Regions from separate parts of the Homo sapiens genome. Here region 2 is linked to region 1. A link is a contact called in ENCODE Hi-C data. All regions are on one chromosome and are shown on one strand. The core of a region is the stretch at or near the end of the contact, and the rest is flanking DNA. Distances in the headings are between cores, read along the strand shown. Region 1 has its middle 23 kb from the start of ZNF80. Region 2 overlaps ZBTB20 (zinc finger and BTB domain containing 20).

What was found. Hi-C counts contacts between places; a loop is a spot of excess contacts on that map. Pooled maps may share reads with other maps.
Region 2: a map with no recorded cell type shows a loop between it and region 1 (10-fold over the local background). The contact joins two enhancer-like sites. A Hi-C loop is called at or near these places in 9 of 37 single-sample maps with no recorded cell type and 5 of 50 pooled maps.

What each region holds. Positions count from the first base shown.
Region 1 is chr3:114,212,879-114,216,838 of GRCh38, forward strand. No RefSeq gene overlaps it. Among named protein-coding and RNA genes, the nearest start is that of ZNF80, 23 kb to the right of the region's middle. RefSeq lists an enhancer at 858-1,531. Within about 2 kb of position 1,438, at least 12 of the 41 ENCODE cell types and tissues checked have a DNase peak (open chromatin) inside an H3K27ac peak, as active enhancers do.
Region 2 is chr3:114,582,943-114,586,752 of GRCh38, forward strand. The region is part of intron 6 of ZBTB20 (zinc finger and BTB domain containing 20); the gene reads right to left. Among named protein-coding and RNA genes, the nearest start is that of ZBTB20-AS5, 130 kb to the left of the region's middle. Within about 2 kb of position 1,974, at least 6 of the 41 ENCODE cell types and tissues checked have a DNase peak (open chromatin) inside an H3K27ac peak, as active enhancers do.

The DNA of each region.
Region 1 (3,960 bases), core at 188-2,687:
GAAGTGCAGGGGCGGGGACCAGCTCACCTTCACATTCCTGGCCATGAAGGTGAGAATGGATCCAGACAATAATGTGTTTTCATTTGTGGTTGCTTATCTTTTGTCTCCAACTGGCAAGCTGGAATGATGTTGGCACCACACGACAACAGCAGGGAGTCACAGCCTTTTCATAAATGCATGGAGAAATGAGGCATCAGCAGGTACAGGTTACAGTGACTCAGGTGGGGCACAGGAATTTCATGATTTTAAAAAAGGATTCCAGATTCTTCTGTTCTCCTTGCCAAAGGCTAGTCAATTTTCCCAGTTGCTTCTCTATTGCCCCCATCTTATTCAAAACTGCACAAATTCAAATGACCCCACTTCATCTAGACAAAAACGTAAAAAGAAAAGACAGTCAATCAAGATTCTGCTTGATTAACATCTTGGGAGAAGGCTAACATGAGTCTTCAGGGATGAAAATAAATGGCTCTGAGCCTGGGCTGTGGTCATAAACCTGACCTTGTCACTGCCTAAGCGAGGAAAGCAATGGAGGAAATTAGAGCTCTCGTTCCAGTGTGATTACAATTGTACCCTTAACAGGACATGACAATGTTTTTTGGCATTCAATTATGTTTTGCTATGCGTGCATGCATACACTCACACACTCACACACGCAGAGCTAGAATTGAAATCATCTCAAGTGAGAATTCTTGTGATGCATTTAAGGGGCCTGCATTTGACAAGTTGCTACCTAGTTATGGACTAAAATCTCACCAGGCACCCCCATAGCTTATCGCCTGTCATTTCAAAACAAAGACATCCTGCTTCCCCTTTCTGTGTCACACCTCATCGACTCATTCTCAGCAGACTCTTACTTTCATTACAAGCTCGGTGCCACCTCCCGGACTTTCATCAGATGAAAACTTGAAAGAAAAAAAAAACCCATTCCATGTTTTGACTTGGACTCTAGGTGTTGTTATTCTCTCAGTCCAGCTTGAGAAAAAAAAAAAAAAAAAGCCCACCCCACGAGGGGGCAGGCCTGCTTTCCTGTCTCCTGCCACCACACAGTCTCTGAAGTGTGTGAAGAAGAGAGGAAGAGACAATTAACACTCAGCACCAATCTGCATTTCCTTTTTAGCTGCCATTTACACGCTGCTCAGGTTTTGAAAACCAGCATTTCATGCTACTCCCTAGAGAGCCAGCACCAGCTTCAGCAGGATCCATCTGCACAGCACTCACATTGCTGAAATCTTCAGCCAACCCAGAATTCATTTATTTATTTTTTGAAAAAAAATGAGAGAGAGGAAGTGAGAGAGTACGAGTGAGAGAGCAAGCAAGCGGGTGAAAATAATAGATTAGAATCTGGTAATATTTAATGCGCACGCTTGACCAATCCCTGCGCTGGTCCAGGCAGGGGTGAGTCAGTGGAGTTTTTCTTTGATCATCTTCTAGATTAGTGTGAGCAGCGAGCGAATGAGCAAGAGCGTGTGACAACAGAGGATGACAGGCTGTGAGGTTCGAAGCAGGAAGGACACACTCCATAAGTCTCGGCACTGCTCATCAGCCCATGTGTCAGCACGCTCTTGCTGATGGGAGCAGCGGGGAGAAACGCCATACTGGGAAGTCACTGCTGGTGTGGGACAAGTTACAAGATGCTTCTGGGGGAGGAAAATGTGTATCATCAACTCCTCAGGTCTGGCCAACTTGCTTTATTTCCTTTAGCCCCCAAAGGGTGGAGCATTGAAGCATAATAGCTTCAATAAGCTTTGTTATTTTAACATTATTATTTTTTAAACTGAATTCACCACCACAGGAGGTCACAGAGTCAATGGTCACAGCTGGCTTTTAAAAAAGGGTTGAGTCACTTTGTGATTGATAAAACAGACTCAGCCTGAGATGAGGGCAATCAGGTTTCCTGCTTGAAGGCATCAGTTGATCACTACAGGGGTCGGAAAGAAGTGTTTTTCTTACGCAAGTTCTGGCATAATAGTCTAGGTGAATGCAAAAAAAAAAAAAGTTAGTCTTTTGATTTGTTTGTTTTTGTTTCTAAGAGAGAGCAGAGCTAAAAAGCCCATCCTTACCTCAGTAGACCAATGAGTGGTCTGATTCCATCTGGCTCTGCTGCTCAGATGGCAGTTGTGATGATAGTCATGCTACAGACACATTTACCAACTAAGCAGTGCAGACAGTACTCTGCATTGGCCCAGATTTACCTAGGAACAAGCACAGGTGTGCTCAGATAAGGAAAATACCTTAGGTCAGGAGGTGGGGTGAGCACATGGTTGTTAAAATAGAATTTAGTGAGTTAAAAAAAAAACCAGCAAACCAACACAAGACTCATAAGTACCCTATAGTATCTGCGGATGCCGTTACACGTCAAGTTAAACCACATCTTCTCAGGATACAGGGGTGTTTTGCAGCTCTCACATTAACACAGATGTGTAACGTGGGTTTCTCAGCCTATCAGAGATGGGGCAAGATAGGGTTATAATAAACAGCTTTTGTTTTTTTTGGCTCTGCCCTTACTAGGGGAGACTTCCAACCTTACCAATTCTCAAATAGTTCTTGGAGTCCCTGGTGAGAAGGATGCCCCTCTTCCACCATTCTGACTTAATGACACTGGAGCCACACTGCATGGGTTCAAATCCCAAACTCATTCCTCCACTCAAAATGTATTTAAGGGAGTGCCCACTGTGAACTTGACATTATTCTAGATGCTGAGGAAAGAGCCATTCCACATTTTCCTGTAATTTTGGTTCTAGTGAAGGTGTAGAAATGCAAATAAATAAACAAGTAAATGTATAATATTTCAGATAGAATATTATAGAGATGCTGTGGAGGGAACAAAAGCCTACTTGAGATGTCTTCAACAGAAGACAAGAAGAATGAGAGAGAGAGTAAGAACAACCATTTTAAGAAGTTTGCTGCAAGGGGGAAAGAAATGGAGTCGTTTGACTTAGGAGTGGAATCCCAGGGAAATTTCTTGTTGCTGTTGTTGTTTGTGGTTTTGATTGGAGAAATAGCATCACGTTATTCTGATCCATGTTATTAATTATTCTCACATTATTCTAGTTCTGATTCAGTAGAGAAGGAAAATAGATGATGCTAAAGCAATGTCCTTGGGTGGCGTGAGGGGTTGGGATCTGGTGCAAAGTGGAGGGGTTGGCTTTAGGTAGAAAATACACAGTTCATCCAGAGCAGCAGGAGTGAAGGTAAACGCATGGACATAGTGTAGAAAGATGTGAGGGTAGAAACTTGTGCAAGTTCTTTTTCTAATTGCTCCGATTTTCTCAGTGAAGTAGGAAGCAAAGTTATCAGCTGACAGTGTGGAGGAAAAGAATGTGTTGGAGATTTGAAGAGAGAGAGGAAGATGTGAAATAGTCCTGGAAAAGTGAGTTGACTAGGGAAATAGAGTAGGCTGCCACGCTACACTAAGGGCTCACTTGTGGTTTGTGATGATAACTTTAAAGTGAGACCAGTCAGCATGGTTGTTTTCTTTGGGTATATTTGGCTGGTTTGGTACAGGCATGGAGAAGTGGAGAGCTGGCCAAGAGTTTTGTCAGCTGAGTATGACAAAGAAAGAGAGGGTTGAGGCAGTTGAAGGAGTGTGCAGTGAGTAACACATCATGGTCCATGAAATCTAAACTAGGTGGGAAGAGAAGTAGGGAATGAAGGGAGTGAAAGACAATAAAAAGGTTCCAGGAACAATGGTTTTTAGGTCTCTGTGTGGTCCACGAATTGTTGGAGTTGGCAGACTAGAGAAGGTGAGCTGGTAAGAGGAGGCGGAGGTCCGAGAGGGAGAGGGTGAAACATGGTGCAGCTGCAGTTGTAGTTGTTGATGATGACTAGGCAGGGGCATGAACTTGTGTTGCTAGCAAAGGTAGAGTAGAACCAGAATCACTGGGAGAGAGGAGGTGAGATAGTTGGGGGGCCAGCACTCTGGGAGGAGCATCTCCCTGCAGGTCCGGTACATCTCTGGGG
Region 2 (3,810 bases), core at 724-3,223, 370 kb after region 1:
ATTGTTGATATAGACAGATGCTGCCAATGCACAAAGATCATCCATTTAGGTTTTTCAGTTGATGAAGTGAGGCATGCATTGCCAGACTTTACTTACATGAATTAACAGAATCAACAGGTGATTTGGTATCAGTACTGCTATTGGCTGGCGGGTTTCACCTCTGGTTTCAGAAAAGAAAGAGATGATACCTTTTCAATGCTGCATTTCAAGTCAACCATATGAAAAGCAAAGTTTTATTCCAGTCACTTTTCTTTCTCTCACATTGTGGAAGAAAAGTGCCAGCCACTGCTACTCTAACCACTAACCATGGTACAGATGTTTGAAAAATGTGAAACAGAGAAATGAAACAAAAAGGAAACCCTCAAAAATTAAGTTTCGCATAAGTGAAAAATACAGTATTTATGTATCATAACTGCAAAAAGATCAATGGACTTTTTTCTCATGTATTAAACAAAAATAAACACAAACATTGATTTTTTGACTTAGTGTTTTGTTGAAACCAACAATTACAAGGACCAACTCAAACATGGCTAAAAGTGGGAATAAAAATAAGATTTCTTTTATCCTGATAAAAGATTTTTTATCACCAAGAACGTTACAGTATGACCTACTTAAGTGAATACTTATTAAAGAAACAGATTCATTTAAAAAACATGTTTTTAGGTAAATAGGAACGGTGCAAGTGTTTCTTTGAAATCTTACAAAAGATAAAAATTAATTGAACTAACTAAGGTTCCTTACCCTATGCAAATAAGAAACGGCTTAGAAAGAAATGTCTTCAAACTGTTGAAATGTATATTCCTTAGTTGGTGTAACCAATGTGAGGTCTCAGTTACTATAATAGCAAATGTTCTATTAGATTTAAGCACATCAGTGCAAATTATTAAAATGAGACTGTCTTTGTTTAAAATAAAGCTTTAAAAAATGTAATGTAATCTCTGAGGGAGTATTGCCTGAAATGAAAGTTTTAGGCCGAGCTCTGCCACAATCCTATTGCGCATCTTGGTTCATCTGATTAAACATCTTTGGGTCTCAAAATTCACATACATTCACATTTCTAAAGTGAGTGTGATATAAAGTCATAGCTTGATCATCAAACTCCTTTCTAGCCCTAAAATTCTACGTATCTAATGAGATTAATTTATCATGAGGTGTTTTTCTTCTTTCCTTTGTTAATTTCCTTACAATAAATAGACAAATAAATGATCAAATAAGCAAATAAATAAATATTAAAAAGACATACACACACTGATAGCTATCCATCTGAATAGGAAGAAAGACTTTTTTTTGTTTGCCATTATCTATCCCCTAATGTGTATTTAAAAAGAGAGCTCCCACAGAAAAGATTTTTATTTTTTTCTAAATCAAAAATAGTGTATCATTTATTTGCCATTTAAGTTCTACTAAGAAGGAAAACACAAAATCATTATGGAAATCCTATTAGGAACTTTAGAAAGAAAAAGCTGATGAAATTCCATTTACAATTCAAATTGTTCATTCACGTATTTCCTTTTGCAGAAACTTTAAATGCTGCCTCAAACTATCTTCACCTCTTTTTCCAGGGACAATATCCCTAACTCTGTTAAAAAAAAAAAAAGGCTCTCTTCTCACACCCTTCCCACCTGTCCTCTGAGGTAGTTGTTCCACAAAGCTAAGGTATAGATTACATCAAGAGATATTTGGGATGGGAGTAAAACATTTCACCCTGGAGACAGTAATGTGTGCAATTTGCCAAGTCTAAAAGAAAGTTAAGCCTCATCACCACTTTGGCAAGAAATGTGGTTCTCATGGATGGACAATGATTATCATTTTTACACAGAACTTTTGAAAATGAAAGTACCTGGGGCACCAGCCAGAAAATAAGTACGAGAATGCAAGTTTTTTGCGTCAATATTTAAATCAGACAAAACACTATCAGTGTACCCTTAACAGACCTGAAGCGTCTAGAAAGAATACAAGGCAGCTGACACCTTGGTGAATAAGAGCAGCTCAGTTTTATGAAAAGGCCAAAGTCTTAGGGCAAACTCTCTGTTGTTCCAAGTGCTGATATACCTATGGCATCAACAAAGGCAAAACACCATAGGGGGCAATAGGCAAGGCTTCTCTTACAGGCAAGGCTCCTGTTAAAGGCTGGGACCCTCTGGACTACACACTCGAGGAACCCCAAGTGTGGGTCCCTGAGGGGAGGAAGTTTCCTCAAACAGAACGGCGAGAGGCTGAAGTTACACAGTGTAGGAGTACTCCCTGCTGGCAGCTGAGGTTGGAAATGAACTGGTGATGTCCTAGAGAGGGCTGCTTAAATTTTCTATGAGGAGGCTAATGGAGATAACAGTGCTCTTGAGGGGACAAGAGCATGGGTCTGATTAGGTTTAGATAACTCCAGATATTATGCTGAGTGAGGAGGAGGTTAAGGGAAGCTACTGATGACAGGAACTCCAACAATTGACAAAAACTATGTGTAGAGCTGGTATATACAATTTTCATTTAAGTTTCCCATCTCATATCATTCTATAAAGCATACACAGCCGTATGTGCACATGTGTGTGGGGTTCAGAGGATGCAGGAAGAAATCTATTTCTGTGCAGTTCATTTTACCCCTGCAAGAACAATCTTTGAAACCGTCTAATGTATTCACATTTATGTTTTACAAGGAATCCCTTCCATACTTCTAATGGACCTGCCTGGTATGCCCCCTGTACCACTATACCTAATCCCTAGGCAGGTGGTCTTTGTATGGGCCTGGGGCAACCACACTGGTTTCTCCCCAGTGCTCTGCTCTGTTAGGGTTCTTCTGCATAATAAAATGAAGGTCAAAATGGCAGCCTGCTAAAAGCAGCAGTATTTCAGTTGCAGGAATAACTTGCTTGTCATCAACTTGTTAATGCAATAGTCAAACATTTCTCTGACATGTACAGTATCAGCTAACTTCAGCAGATAAAGGGTCTAGAACAGGAAGATGCTGCAGATGCTTTAGCTCGGAGGAAGGCTTAGCAGAGCCAAAACGTCAGCAGGGCCTGTTTGTTCCATACTTTCCATCGGGCTCTGTGAAAGAAATGTTAGATTACTGCAATGACAAGTTTGTGACAAGCAAGTCATTTGTGCAACTGGTGCGCTCCTGTTTTTATCTGTTTACCATTCAGACTTGTGAATGCCATTTCAAGCACTTAGAGGATTTCTGGCTCCCATTAAGGGGAAATGGTTCCTCCATGTTTAGAATTTTCTACCTCAAAGAGAATTACTAAGCAATTATTTGTTCCTGTGGTCAGTGTCACACAAAAGCACTCTTGAGTTGTTTAGCTGGACTCTGAATCATGAAATGAAGTCCTGAAGACTGGATAGCTTGGAGCATCAAAAATTTCCCATCTAGTTTATTGGAATGACTACAAAGCAAGCCTGTGAGAGACAATAAAATTATGGCCAGCTTGAAATACCTTGCCCTTTTGCTCTGGGATCATATATCAAGGCCATATGCTTCAAGCCACATAAACTCACTTGTAACAAGTAGATCCTGAGAAGCTAAGGCCTGGCGATGTCACACTGACATGTGATTTAGCATATGACTGTTTTGGTGACAAGGACCACTTTAGCTGTTGAGAAGAGAATTTCCACTGACTTCTCTCTATACCTTGTGGGTAACTATAGGGTCAATACTAATCCAGAGAACATTTTAACTGTGGTAAAATAAAGTAATATAATATCAAATTAATAACTAGGGCCATCCTCACTAGGCTGACTTTTTAATAGTGAATGGAGACCCTGGCAGATTTGAGATCAAGAATTCAAGATCCTCTCATTAGGTCCTTCACCTGA